2 separate regions of the Mus musculus genome follow, and region 1 is linked to region 2. The links are chromatin loops, found by intact Hi-C in ENCODE. Cell type or tissue: heart. All regions are shown on one strand. Each heading gives the region's core, and the rest is flanking DNA. Links, peaks and the distances in the headings are about the cores only.

Evidence for each region. Peaks named below come from ENCODE experiments on the same cell type or tissue, not always from the same donor. Only the 100,000 strongest peaks of a DNase experiment are listed, where the experiment ranks them.
Region 1: a loop joins it to region 2, with 6 times the contacts of the local background. A loop is called at or near these places in 16 of 42 quality-filtered maps.

Annotation. Positions count from the first base shown.
Region 1 is chr3:84,349,650-84,356,032 of GRCm38, reverse strand. 4930565D16Rik (RIKEN cDNA 4930565D16 gene) reads left to right here. Exons shown (of 4, transcript NR_040752.1): 4 at 5,926-6,383. Among named protein-coding and RNA genes, the nearest start is that of 4930565D16Rik, 27 kb to the left of the region's middle. In heart, for the core only: a CTCF peak has its summit at 3,217 (motif pointing left); no DNase peak of the experiment used is centred there; H3K27me3 peaks cover 2,370 bases.
Region 2 is chr3:84,478,363-84,484,745 of GRCm38, reverse strand. It overlaps Fhdc1 (FH2 domain containing 1), which reads left to right and starts at 5,255. Exons shown (of 12, transcript NM_001205355.1): 1 at 5,255-5,397. In heart, for the core only: CTCF peaks have their summits at 3,376 (motif pointing right), 4,186 and 5,142; DNase peaks (open chromatin) are centred at 4,395 and 5,185; H3K4me3 peaks cover 2,178 bases; H3K27ac peaks cover 1,794 bases; H3K27me3 peaks cover 2,155 bases.

The DNA of each region.
Region 1 (6,383 bases), core at 996-5,995, 130 kb after region 2:
AGAATGATTCAGAGGAAACATCAGCGTGTGTAGCTCACTCTCCTCTTCTCTCTCTCTCTCTCTCTCTCTCTCTCTCTCGGTTTCTCTGTATAGCCCTGGCTGTTCTGGAGCTCACTCACCAGGCTGGCCTCGAACTCAGAAATCTGCCTGCCTCTGTCTCCCAAGTGCTGGAATTAAAGGTGTGCACCACCACTGCCCAGCTCTCCTCTTTATCCCCAAAGCTGTATCCATGTCTTCAAGGCCAGAGCCAGCATTTCCTCTGCTGCAATGCCTGGATCCTACAACTTAGATTGTCTCCTCGAACCTGTGCTTTGTAGCATGTGTTGAGTTCTTTCCTTAATTATACATATTTGTGCATGTCTATAACATTTCACCCTGGATTGTCACATCACCGCGAGGGGACAACATTGTGATCTTTTCCTTGCTCCATCTAAAAAGCTATCATAGTGCCAACAAGATCTTACTCAGTGAAATCTTTCACCCCGGAAACCTCCTCACCCTCATGCTCTGGTCAGTACCCCTATGCATTCCCCCCACGACTTTCCTTTTCTTTCTGTGTCTGTAGCCATTCCACAGTTCATTGTGTGGCTCCAGGTGGTTACACCATCCGGGAGAAGAGATGGCATCCTGGAGAAGAGAGAGCTGCCCCCTGACTTCACACAGGCCTCAGTTCCACATCCTGCTTCTCTATCCTATTCCGACAAAAGATTTTCATTCCTGGGAACTGGAGCGAAGGTGACTCTGCTTCTTGGGTTTTGGGAAAGATTCAGGTAGATGTATAAGGCACCTGGATCATCGTGGATGCTCAGTGATGGGCTCTAGGATGTAATTCAGTGAAAGAACACAAACTTAGTACACCACAGCTCCCAGTTCAGTCTTCAGCAAGTACACACACACACACACACACACACACACACAGACAGACACACACAGAGACAGACACACACAGACACACACACACAGACACACACACACACAGACACACACACACACACCACAATGTCTGAAGGGTCTCTCTTGACCCAGTCAGCTGCATGGGCTTTTCTTGTATTGATCAGAAAGCTCTAAACACTGAAATTCTCTGCCACAAGGCTCTAAATACCTATAGCTGGTTCATTGCACAGTGTGTGTTACCATCTTTCTCAGATACTTACTTGCACTTCTTCCCAAACTATCAGTTGTTGATAAGTGGCCCATATGCTGCACTTTGAGCAAGCCTGCGTATCCCAGCTCCATCTCTGGTTCATAGTTTCCCCACTGCTTACCTACATCAATCACATCAGCTTTCTGTGATGGCGACAAGAACAAAACAAAACAAAACAAAAACGGCAAACAAACAAAAATCCCAGCTGTACTGGCTAGTTTTGTGTCAATTTGACACAGGCTGGAGTTATCACAGAGAAAGGAGCTTCAGTTGGGGAAATGCCTCCATGAGATCCAGCTGTAAGGCATTTTCTCAATTAGTGATCAAGGGGGGAGGTCCCCTTGTGGATGGGACCATCTCTGGGTTGGTAGTCTTGGTTCTATAATACAGCAGGCTGAGCAAGCCAGGGGAAGCAAGCCAGTAAGGAACATCCCTCCATGGCCTCTGCATCAGCTCCTGCTTCCTGACCTGCCTGAGTTCCAGTCCTGACTTCCTTTGGTGATGAACAGCAATGTGAAAAGTGTGAGCTGAATAAACCCTTTCCTCCCCAACTTGCTTCTTGATCATGATGATTGTGCAGGACTAGAAACCCTGACTAAGACACCAACCAACACCAGCACTCCCGATATCCAGCTTGTAAGGAGATTGGTGTATTTGTCTTAGCTTCCCAGGTTCCATCCACAGTTGCACAGTCCTGTCGCCTTGGGCCTGTAGCAGCCCAGTACTTCATGGTAGGAAGCAAACAGAGGGAAAGGAAGAGCCTGGGCCACTGTCTCTTTCAGTGCATACCTCCAGTGGCCAACCCTTCTTTCACAAGGCCCCAGTTCTCCACCACATCCCCGTAATGCTGTGGGTGGGGACTGGGCCTTTGGGAGGCTCTCCAGCTCACTGCTGTGTGTATAGCACTACCCATGACAGAGGCCCATCCTCAGCCCTTCCTCATCTCCAGGTGTTGTTCTTGTACAGACAGGTGAGTCCTTCCAGCGGGTTCCGCCGCTAGCAGTCTTCACTGTGTGGCAGCACTCTTCATGTGGAAGAATGGAAAACGCACCTACTAGAATTTTGTGATGTTTCCTGGTTTTCATTTTGGATGATACAGGGGGGCCATAGCTTATACTTTGCCAAAGCTATTTTGCCCATGTTAGAAATATTCTGATATATTTATTCCAAATTATCCAATGTCCTCTGAACTTGAAGGTATCTTTAAAACACACATCTTTTCCTAAGCTTTGTGCCCACCATGGAGGGAGGGTTCCTCTGGGCCAGGAAGAAATGCAAGTCATGTCCATGTCCTAGATGTCACCTGAGTTAGACTGGAGCAGAGCAAGGTGGCACCACATACCAGGCTCTGGGAGAGTGCTTACACACGGGAGAACAGCAATGGGACATCAGCATTTTAATGAACAATTTTAATGGCTTACCCCGAGTAATCCCCCTGATTTGGAAGGATTAAATTTCGTTTGACAAAACCACTGGTGCATGGGGAAAGAAGTCTCCTGAACTACTTATTGCTCCAGCAGGGGCTTGGCAGGGCCAGGGGGCCTGCAAGATACACAGCTGGTGGGAACCACTGTGTCCAGACTCGTGAAAACTGCCTGGCACCTGAAAACAGGCCCTTCAAAACAGTCACAAGAAGTTGGGGTCAAACCTACTGAGGTGATGGAGAGGAAAACAGAGTCTAAGCCACGTTAGCTACAACCAGCGCAGACTCCGTTCCCTACCGGTCTCATAGGTTCTCCGTTCATCTCCCTCTTCCCTCCCTCTCCTGATCCCCATCCCAAGCCATCAGATATTCTGTATATTTAGATGGCCCCCAATTTATAATCATATTGCTAAGAGAAATTAAAGAAGATATAGTAGGAAGGTATTTCCTGTTGAACTTTTATACCCCGGAAGGCAGTAATATTATTCAAATTTCCATACTACACAAAGTGATCTAAAAACTCAGTGTTATTGTGTGTAGGTGTGTGTGTGTGTTGGGGGAGTGTGTGTCTGTAAACATGAGTGCAGGTACCCTCAGAGGCCAGAGACTTCAGGTCCCCTGGAGCTGGAGTTCCAGACAGTTGTGTGCCACCTGCTGTTGATGCTGGGAACTACATCTGGGTCCTCTGAGAGTCAGCTCTGAGGTTAAACGTTTTTAACCTCTGAGCTGACTCTCCAGGCTCTAGCCTTCATTGTTTTCAACTTTAATTCCATTAAAACCATTTTGGGCATATATGTGTTCATGTGCCCATGTGTGGGGTCCCCTGCTTGTGTCAGCTCCTGTAAAGGTCAGAGGACAACTTTCAGGAGTCAATTCTCATCTTCACTGTTATCGGAGGCAGAATCTCTTGCTTGTGGTCTGTTTCAGGCTAGCTGGCCAGAGAGCTTCCAGGCAGCGTGCTTCCCCTGTCTCACCACAGGAGCACTGGCCTTACAGATGTGTGCTACCGAATCCAGCCTTTATATGTAGGTTCTGGGGATTCACAGCTTTTACCCATTAAGACATCTTTCTGGCCCCAGGTTTTTTTTAGCAACAGTTCCCACACATTTACTAGCCAGTATCCCTGTCAGTAAAACCCTTTCTTCTCCTCTGTTGGCTGCAATGTTAATTCACCTACCTTTTTGGTATGGACTCAGACATTTCTCTTCTAAATTGTGAAGCAAATGTTCATTGGAATTTAGACAGGATTTGTATTATTTCTTGAATTTTTCAATGACCTCAAACTTTGGGTTTTCAAATTCGAAGGTAGGAAGCAAATTCTTTGTCTGCGTTGGCAAACATTTGAGCCTCAAAAGCTCTGCTCAGCCCTTGGGACTGCTACTCCGGGGCCATAGCGGCAGGCCCTCCAGATGTCTGTGGCCTTGATTTGTATTCTCCCTTCCTGTCCATGAAGAGTTTCTCTTCAGGATTAATTTTCTTATTAAACGTCACCTCTGTCACAGCAGAAGTGTGCTGCACAGACTGCCTACCAAAGTCCAGGCAAGAGACCTCAGAGCCTCTGAAGACCACGCTGCCCTGAGCAACTTGCCCTGAGTCCTGAGCAGCCACGGCCACCACCACAATTTCAGACGTTTTAAAATGGACTGTAGTTCACTTCTCCTCTCTCCAGTGTGGTGCTTGGGTTGTTCCGGGACTGGCTAGAAGGAGCCCATCCTCTGTTCCCTGACCTGCAGCCCTGGCTCACTTGATGACAAAACAAAATGCTTAGCCAAAGAAAGGAAGAAAAGAGAGAGCCATGGAGACGGTAGAAAGAGAGCAGGAGGGGCTGCTGAGGAGACTGGGGGCATAGGGGCAGACTAGGAGCCCTCTGTGAGAATCGGCCTGTCAGTCTCTCAGGATGTAAGGACCAGAGAGCTGCATATGAGAACACTATGGTGGTACCTGTGCTCTGGGGCCATTCTTGACAGTAACAAATGATGGAGGGACAACCCAGGAGTGGGTAGGGAGTGGAGAAGAAAATGGCCTTCAACTTTTAGCATCTACTCAAGCATCTAGATACAACTTGGTTGTGTAAAAAGTATGGAAGTGGTTCCATATTTTTCAACTGTGTGTGTGTGTATGTGTGTGTGTGTGTGTGTGTGTGTGTGTGTGTGTGTTGTATGTGTATGTATTCAACTGTATATTTTCATTCTTTGTGAGCCCTCTCCAGGACTCTCCCCAGATCTGCTTGGCTTTCTTCTCCTGTCGGTCAGCCTCATCTCCCACGGGGCAGGAGTGCTTCCTGGGCCATTCTAGATTAGCCACGCTATTTTAACAACCTCTTTGTCATGGCTGGGACAAAAATTCCTGCAAATGTCTCTGCCTGGCCCCGATCAGAGCCTATCCTTGTGCCTGGATGGATTCTCACAGCCAGGCCTGGCCTATGAAACTCTCCTTAGAACAGGGAGTGTGGGTGAAGCCTGTCAAAACATACAGGTTGGGAGTGCAGAGATGGCTGGGTTACCCAAGATCTCTGGAGTTGACTACCAAAAACGAGAAGGGAAAATCTGGAAAACTGACAGGAAGTCTCGTTCATTGTGTGTGAAACACGGAGCTTGGTGACTGTGAGACTGGCTGATGAACCAAGGTGTAGCCATTTTGCAGGACAGCCCTTTGTCCCTCTGCATAAGCCCCCTTACAAGAAAGAAGCCCTGACATTCCCTTGGACACTGAGGCCTCTGTCCATCTGTCCTTGCTGCTGGCCTAGGCACTGATGACAGTGCTGCCCAGGAGCACAGAGGATGAAAATAGGCCAAGCCTCTCCTAAGGAGGCTTTCCATCAAGACGGGCCCCTGTTTCATCATCTCTCCCTAGGCCTAGCAGGTCCAACAGGGACATGTCTGTCACGGTGGTGCGTTACGTCATGTCAGATGGCAATCGAAGGTGCTGTTAACTTAAGCTGACAGGAGCGCTGTGGCAATCTGCTTATCTGAATGCCACCCTTGCTGAGTAGAGGGCCATTATCAGGATTATTCACACAGTGTTACAGCAGTTGGAAGTCTGCAGATTCCTAATTACATCACCTTCTCTTTAGCCACTCAGCACAGATGGGACCTCAAAGGAGACTACCTCCCCCTTCCCCTTACACACCCATTAGGAGTATAATGTCACACTAGGTCAACTTCCAGTGTGCTTTCGCTGTCTCCAAGACCTGCTTTCTGGGTTCCTTCCACAGGTGTGGGCAGTCAGGATTGAGACCCTGTTAGAGCATGAGGCCCTTTCTTGGGATGGTCAGGCCAACACTGGTGTCCAGTGGCCCAAAGTTTTCAACTGACCTATAAAGTTCGAATCTATTTTCCAAATGTGCTGTTTCTTTCAGAACACACAGGGACTGCAAAAGGAGAAAACACAGCATTCGTATGTCAAGGTTCCTTCAAGAGTCCATAGACCCTCCCCAGCTTGCTCACATGAAGCCAACCATGATCTCCACCCTGGGCACACCCCTCCTACGCCTCCTCCTCCAACAAGCCTCCACCTGCAAGGCAAACACGCTCAGAGTTCACCCGCCACACGTACCTTCCCATGCAAACCCAACAAAATTGATGGCAGAAACTGTGGGAAAGAGGCAGGAAGAGAGACTGTGGTTAGCAAGGTGGGTTCAGAGGCGTGGGCTTCTTCATCGCTACGATCCAATAACAACACGAAAGAAAAACACAGCCTGAACTTGAAGCTGAGCAGTTCAGGAGGAAGATCAAGGGTTAGAAGCGAAGGTAGAATCTCTTAAATCCGTGTACCAACTTATTCTCAAGATGTGTTTGAAAGCGCAACCATGCCCTG
Region 2 (6,383 bases), core at 584-5,583:
TCTCTCCCTCTCTCTCTCTCTCTCCCTCTCTCTCTCTCTCTCTCTCTCTCTCTCTCTCTCTCTCTCTCTCTCTCTCACACACACACACACACACACACACACACACACACACACCTGAAGGGGCAAAGTGAACAGTTTGCTTGGCAGGCAGGCAGGGACAAGGGTACTCAGATATCTTATTACCCCATACCTATGTTGGGTAAGAGTTATTTTTAATCTCTTGACCCTTACCTCAAAAAAAAAAAAAAAAAAAAAAAACGGCCACAGTTACTGACAAGTACCCGCACAGCCTCAGGGGAGTGTTGATGCTGCCATGGATATTAACAGAAAAAGCACTTGCTATAGAACGCATTTGGAAATCGTTACTTAGCATTGGACCAAAAGAAGTTCTACCCTCTTAAGGATCAGAGCCTGATGTTTACTTAAACATAAAGGCAACTTACTATTTAAATTCTGTAGCCTGGGAAAATAAATTGTCATTTTGCCAGTCCAGGGGAACACGACTTAGTGGCTAAAGGTGCTTACTGCCAAGCCTGTGACTCAAGTTCCATCCCTACAACCCACGGGGCAGAAGGAGAAAACTGGCTCTGAAATGGTCTTCTCACTATTACAAGCACACCACACACACACACACACACACACACACACACACACACACACACACACACTTTATGAATAATTGAAACAAAAAGGGGGGGAACCTCGAAAACGTGTATGATATATTATAAGACTATGACATTTGCATTTTTTCCAGTAAGTGTTTAAGTCAAGTTTGCATCCAGACTGATAGCCACAGTGCGCAGGTTTCATTTGTTGTGTGATTGCCACCATTTAGAGGAAACAGTGTGCCGGTCTCTCCTAGCAGAGGCAACTGCTGGGCAGGTTCATAAGCCTTTCCTTTATCTGCCAGACTGTTTAACTGTAGAACTGGCCATTGCTTTCTTCCTGCAGTTCCAGACCTTAAGAGGCAAAGCTAAACACCGAGCAAGTGGCCCCTTCAGGTGAATCTTTTCAGAAGAATAAAGATGAAAAGACTGAGCTGGGCAAACACCTGTCTATTATAAACATATGAGGAGGAATGGAGGGAGGGGGGCAGGGAAGAGGGATTTAAAGCCAGCTTGTTTCTTCAGATGTGTGCCTGGGGGAACTGACTTCAGTGTGTCCAGGGACCCGTGGAGTCGGCACATAAGCTAAATCTACTCCTTTAGCAAATAAGTCAGCTTTATAATGATGAGATGTGCCTTAGGATGGATGCCGAAATGGAGCCGTGCCAATTTGAAGGTTTTGTTCAGTCACTGGTTCCTAACAACAGAATAAACACTATTTCTAAACCCCTTTAGAGGGGAGGAGGGGACTGAGACTGTCTCAGAAGTGGAAGCCAGAAGAAAGAAAATTCATTTGCTGACAGGAATGGAACTTTCTGGAAAGACTATTCTGGAAGAGGCCAAAGCAAGCTGCACAGAGAGCAGGAAAAGTGGGTATGTCCCAAAGGACATTCTGCTGGCTCTGGGTGATGCCCTAGCCATGCTAACTAGTATACTTCGAGTGTCTTGCTTGGGAAGAGACTGGCAGCACCACCCTCCATTTGGTCCCCAAGGGCAGCATCAGTAGCAGCCACCTTGCAGTCATAAATCCGGTACCCGGGCTGACTTCAGGCTTTAGGAGCCTTCTGGGCCTTCCCCCACAGGCTACTTAGCACGTTTTCCTATTATACATGAAGCAAAGCTCTTGGCTGGTCACAGCCAACCTAGGGTAGGTGTGGACAGAAAATGAATATGTTGCTTCCTAGACTGGAGAGCTCTGCCTTGCTTAGCTCCAGAGCTTTCAAACCATCTCCCGTGCAAAAAAGGAAATCAAGTCAAAATAAACAAGATCTATCCTGAGGGGCCTCACACAAAGTTATAGGGATGGAAGGCCCAGATGGCAGGAGATGACGCAGGGTGCCCCTGCTTCATCGGACTGAAGGCCACATCTATGCACACATGACCCAAAGAAGGATAGCCACCGATGTGGAAAGCCTTAGGCTTGACCTGTTTGTACAGTAAACAGTTCCCGCAGCAGTTTCTCAGTGAATTTGGTGAAGTGGAGGTAGAAGTCTAAGCTTTGGGACATAGGTATCCAGTTACACTTCCCTAAGGTGGAAATCAAAATGGAAGGTTGGTGGGTGTCTCACGCATGGTAGGCAGCAGAAGGGCAGTGCAGACCACGTCACTCTAGAGTTAGTGTGGTGACACTGGGACTTGAACTTCCCAAGCCAGCCATGAGAGAAAGGAAAGAGGGAAGAGCGATAATGTGAGGGGAAGGTGGGTTGTCTTCCAGGCATTAAATCTGGACTTGTGTCACCATGAGACGGCTGTGGATCTGAGTCGCTGGCATAACTGACAACAATTGGCTCTCATTTTTCTGGGCCCCTTCCAAGGATGGAAACCCAAGGCCATGTGTATTCATTTTTACTGCTTTTCTTTCAAAAGGGCACCCGGATTCAAGTCAGAAGCGATCCCCATGGGATTATAATGGACAATAGATCAAGGGTTGTAAGAACCTTATGACTGCACTCAGGAAAAGAAGGGTCACCGGGGAGGGCCAGAGATGCAGAGGGAAGGCCTGTGGGCCAGAGCAGAAGCTGGAGATCAAAGGCCAGAGGAGGAGGATGGGCCACAGGGCTTGACTCCTCCAAATCGGCCTTTTTCTTCTTGGAAATCTCACAGTGTTGCCAAGGCTGGCTCTGGACCTGCTCGTCTCAGCCGTCTGGGACCACAGACTGGAGCAGAAAGGGACTAGTCTTTCAGGGCATGTGTCCTACAGTGTGAGCGATGGAGGGAGGGGACCAATCTCAGACTAAAGAAGGGGACAGGGGGCTGGCTTGGTGACCCATGCAGATCTCTGTGATTGGAGGGCAGCCTGGTCTGCAGAGTGAGTTTAAGGACATCTAGGCCTAGAGGGAGAGAGACAGATCATGTTCCAAAGCACCAAAAATAATAAACAATAAAATAAAAAGGGAAAGGCCATGCTCACACTGAATACTCAATACTCTTTTACCTGAGTACCGATCAATATTCATTTGAACTAACTTGTGCTCCCAGCCTGAGACCTGCCTTGATATTTTCAGTGTTTGTGGGTTGTGAACTATATTAATGGCCAAAGAACCAAGATATAGGCTGCCACAGTTTTGGGGTCTTGAATACTGGGCTGGTTTGGACTAGTACTTCTCTTTTCCTATGCAAGACCCGCAGAAGGAGGCGAGGAATGATGCCCAGGACTTGAGGACCTGGTGGAGTGTCTGGAAGTCCTTAGACCCCAGAGCTTGGGAAAGGAAAGCTCTGGTCGGTTATCTGGGCGCACCCAGAAAAGGGTAGGATGACTTCATTCCCGCAGAGGGCGCTTCCCCACCCCGGCAGCTGAGGTGCCAGCAGCCGGTTTGTCCAGAGTAAGTTTTCTTTGACTACTCACTTCGCTCTCTGCCTGGCGTCTTCGCAAGTCACTTTGAAAAAAAAAAAAAAATTTATGCGATTAGACTGACTTCCCTGTTTCCTTCAGTGAGTGGGCGGGCTCTTTCCCAGTTCCCAGACAGAGCCCCTTCATTCAGTTCTGCTAGGCTTTTTTTTTTTTCTTCTTCTTTAATAAAGCTCAAAAGTTTGTTACCATCATTGAGACAAAAGAAAATAAAGGAGAGGAAGGGGAAGGGAGGGAAGGGGAAAGAAAGGGTGGGAAAACAAGTGGGAGAAGAGACGTGCTCCACAGGGGATCAGACCTCTACACCGCTCTGGACCTCCTGAGAAGCGCTAAGCTCCAAAGAGAAGCTGTGGAGTGGAGCGGAGGTGTGTGAATGTGTGTGTGTGATATAAAGGTGCATGCGTGCCTACGAATGTGCGTGGGGTGTTCTTGCGTGTGCGCGGGATAGGGTGTCCAGGAGACTGCCGCAGAGGTTCCTTTTGTGGAAGGCGGTGACCTGCTCAGTAGCGACCGTGGCGCCTCCCACTTCGCTCCATTAGGACACCAAGGCTCATCTTTTCCCTGCAGCAATTTCCATCGTCCTCTGTGGTTGCCCGCCCAGCCCCGAGCTGGTCTTCAGGTGCCAGGAGCAGCGTGCTGGGCGGCGGCTTTCGAGTCTCGGGAGCCCGGAGCTGGCGAGGGCGAGCTCAGTGGCGGTGCTGTTCGGGTTGAAGGGGGAGCGAGGGAAGCAGCAGAGCAGGAAAGGGCGTGCTGTCCTTTGCGGCCGGCTGGAGGAGCAGCCGGGTAGGCAGCATTGTTACCTGCAGCGGCCCCGCCCCTCCGCACCGCCCTGCCCCCTCACCGTCCCCGGCCTGCAGTCCTGCGGAGAGACGGCGGCGCCGGGACAGCGGGCGGAGGCTGCGCGGGCGCCGGGAGCGGGGGCGCGGTGAGTGCGGGACGACGGGAGCTAGGGCCCGGGCTGCCAGGCTGGGTTCGGGATGCTGGGCTGAGCAGCGGCGCGGGGAGGATGCGGTGAAGCGCGAGCTCTGTTCCGGATTCCGGGGACCTGATCCTGGAGCGCAGGCCCTGTGCCCCGAGGCGCATATGCGCCCGACTGGCTCGGCATCGGACCCTGAGCTCGGTGTAGCGCTGTCCGCGGGTGGGACCTCGGAGGTTTGATTAGCTTTCGTGGCACTTATGCGGGTCGCGCAGGTCACAGAAGTCCCTTTTAGCGAGGACTCGCTCCTGCTATAGTGATGTGGGGGTAGACTTCCAATGACTGCACACCTCCCTGGAAGTTCACCTCCGAAGTGGCGTCGGCGCTTGTGGAGTGGCGGGTTGGCAGTCACCCATGGTCCCCGAGCGTGACGGTTCCCCAGCCCCAGAGACTCCTTTTTGCGTTTCTGTCGCGGGTTCATTCCCCCTCTCTCGGTGCAAAACCGCAGTGCGGCCGAGAGCCCTTCTCCCAGGAGCCCACGCTGGGGACTACACGGTATCGCCGCAGCGGTGGTCCAAGCGGCTGGCGGCCACTGTTCCGTGAACCACGAGCTCCATAGAGAGCTGGGACCCCGGTTTGGGCGGGGAAGCTTGGACAGGACGAGCCACCCCCGGTCGGATAGGCACAGAAGAAGCCCCAGGGGTTTCGCGGCTGGCCTCCATGGCCTCTGAGATGGTCCGAGACTGGAGAGTGCGGGGCACTCATGGAAGCTGAGAGTCCATCCTTTCCCGGGAGGGTTGTCCCTACTGTCCCTGCTAGGGATCCTGCGTGGCGCGTGTGGGCGTCTCTTCGCCGCGGACGCGCGCCTTCCCGGCCCAGATAAGGCGGCCTCTGAGCTAGTGCGGGGACCGCCCATTCGAAGCTCGTCTGCTGTCCCGGGATCCTGGGCTGCGCAGCTGCGGGACGCTGGTAGCCTCGGGGGGCTTGGGCTAAGCGCCTCGGGAGCCGGCGGAGCCAAGGGCCTTTTGGTGAGTGGATTCGCCAAAGCGAGGGGCTAGAGACCGAAAGAGGTAGTGGGCAAGACTTGGGACTTCGTCCATCCTGACTGGAAAGAAATCTTTCTGGGTGCTCCCTCCCTCCCCTGTTCCGGGCGAGTTTCATAAAGACCTGGAGCTAGTGTTTAAAGAAATTCTACTTTGAGTTGGACACCCTGCGAGCACCCTCTTTAGTCCCCGTTGTCTTCCTGGAGCTTCTGTCTCTCCGAGAGCATCCTTCGGCTCTCCTGGGCCTATTCTTCCTGGTTTGGGAACTAGGGGAGAAGAGACTGGAAATGTGCTATCAGAAACAGGCAGCTGTGAATGTTTGTTTATGTGACGTGACAGATTAAACCTGCCGTCGTGGGTACTCTAGGCCGGCTGAAGGGCCAGGTAAGACTGCTGCTCGCAAACTGACTGTATTTCTTGATCAAGAAAGGGTTTGAAAAGACAGGTCGAGGTGGAGAGATGTTCCTTAAGGAGTGAGTAGAGAGAAGAGAATAGTATTAACGAAAGGCGGGAACTTCCCCCAGCCCTCTCTCTCTTTTCCCAACTAAGAATACTGTGTATGTAGCTTAGCCTCTTCCTCAGTTCCTCAGGTGGACGGGCTGCACTCCCAGCTCAGGCTCATCTGTGACACATGTCAAGAGGCAAGAGGAAAGCCATCTGGCTCTGTGTCACTTTTTATTACTGTTGAACAGAGCGTGCAGACCCTCCTTTGAGAAAGCTCTGGTTAGAGCTAGGGGCCACACAGCTCTTCCAGGAACCCTTAGGAATGGTCTTATTCTAACCCTGTGTGCTGGCTGATCATACGCTGAAGGTTAAGTTCTTGATCATAGCATCCCTCACTGAAATTGGAGTTAAAAGATGCTGAGCTGAGCAGCAGAGCAGCATCCCCAGCGGGAGGGACAGTAACCCCACCTCTGATGACCGGTGGTGGTTATCACTCAGCAGACTTGAAGATGGGTTCTGTCATCAGA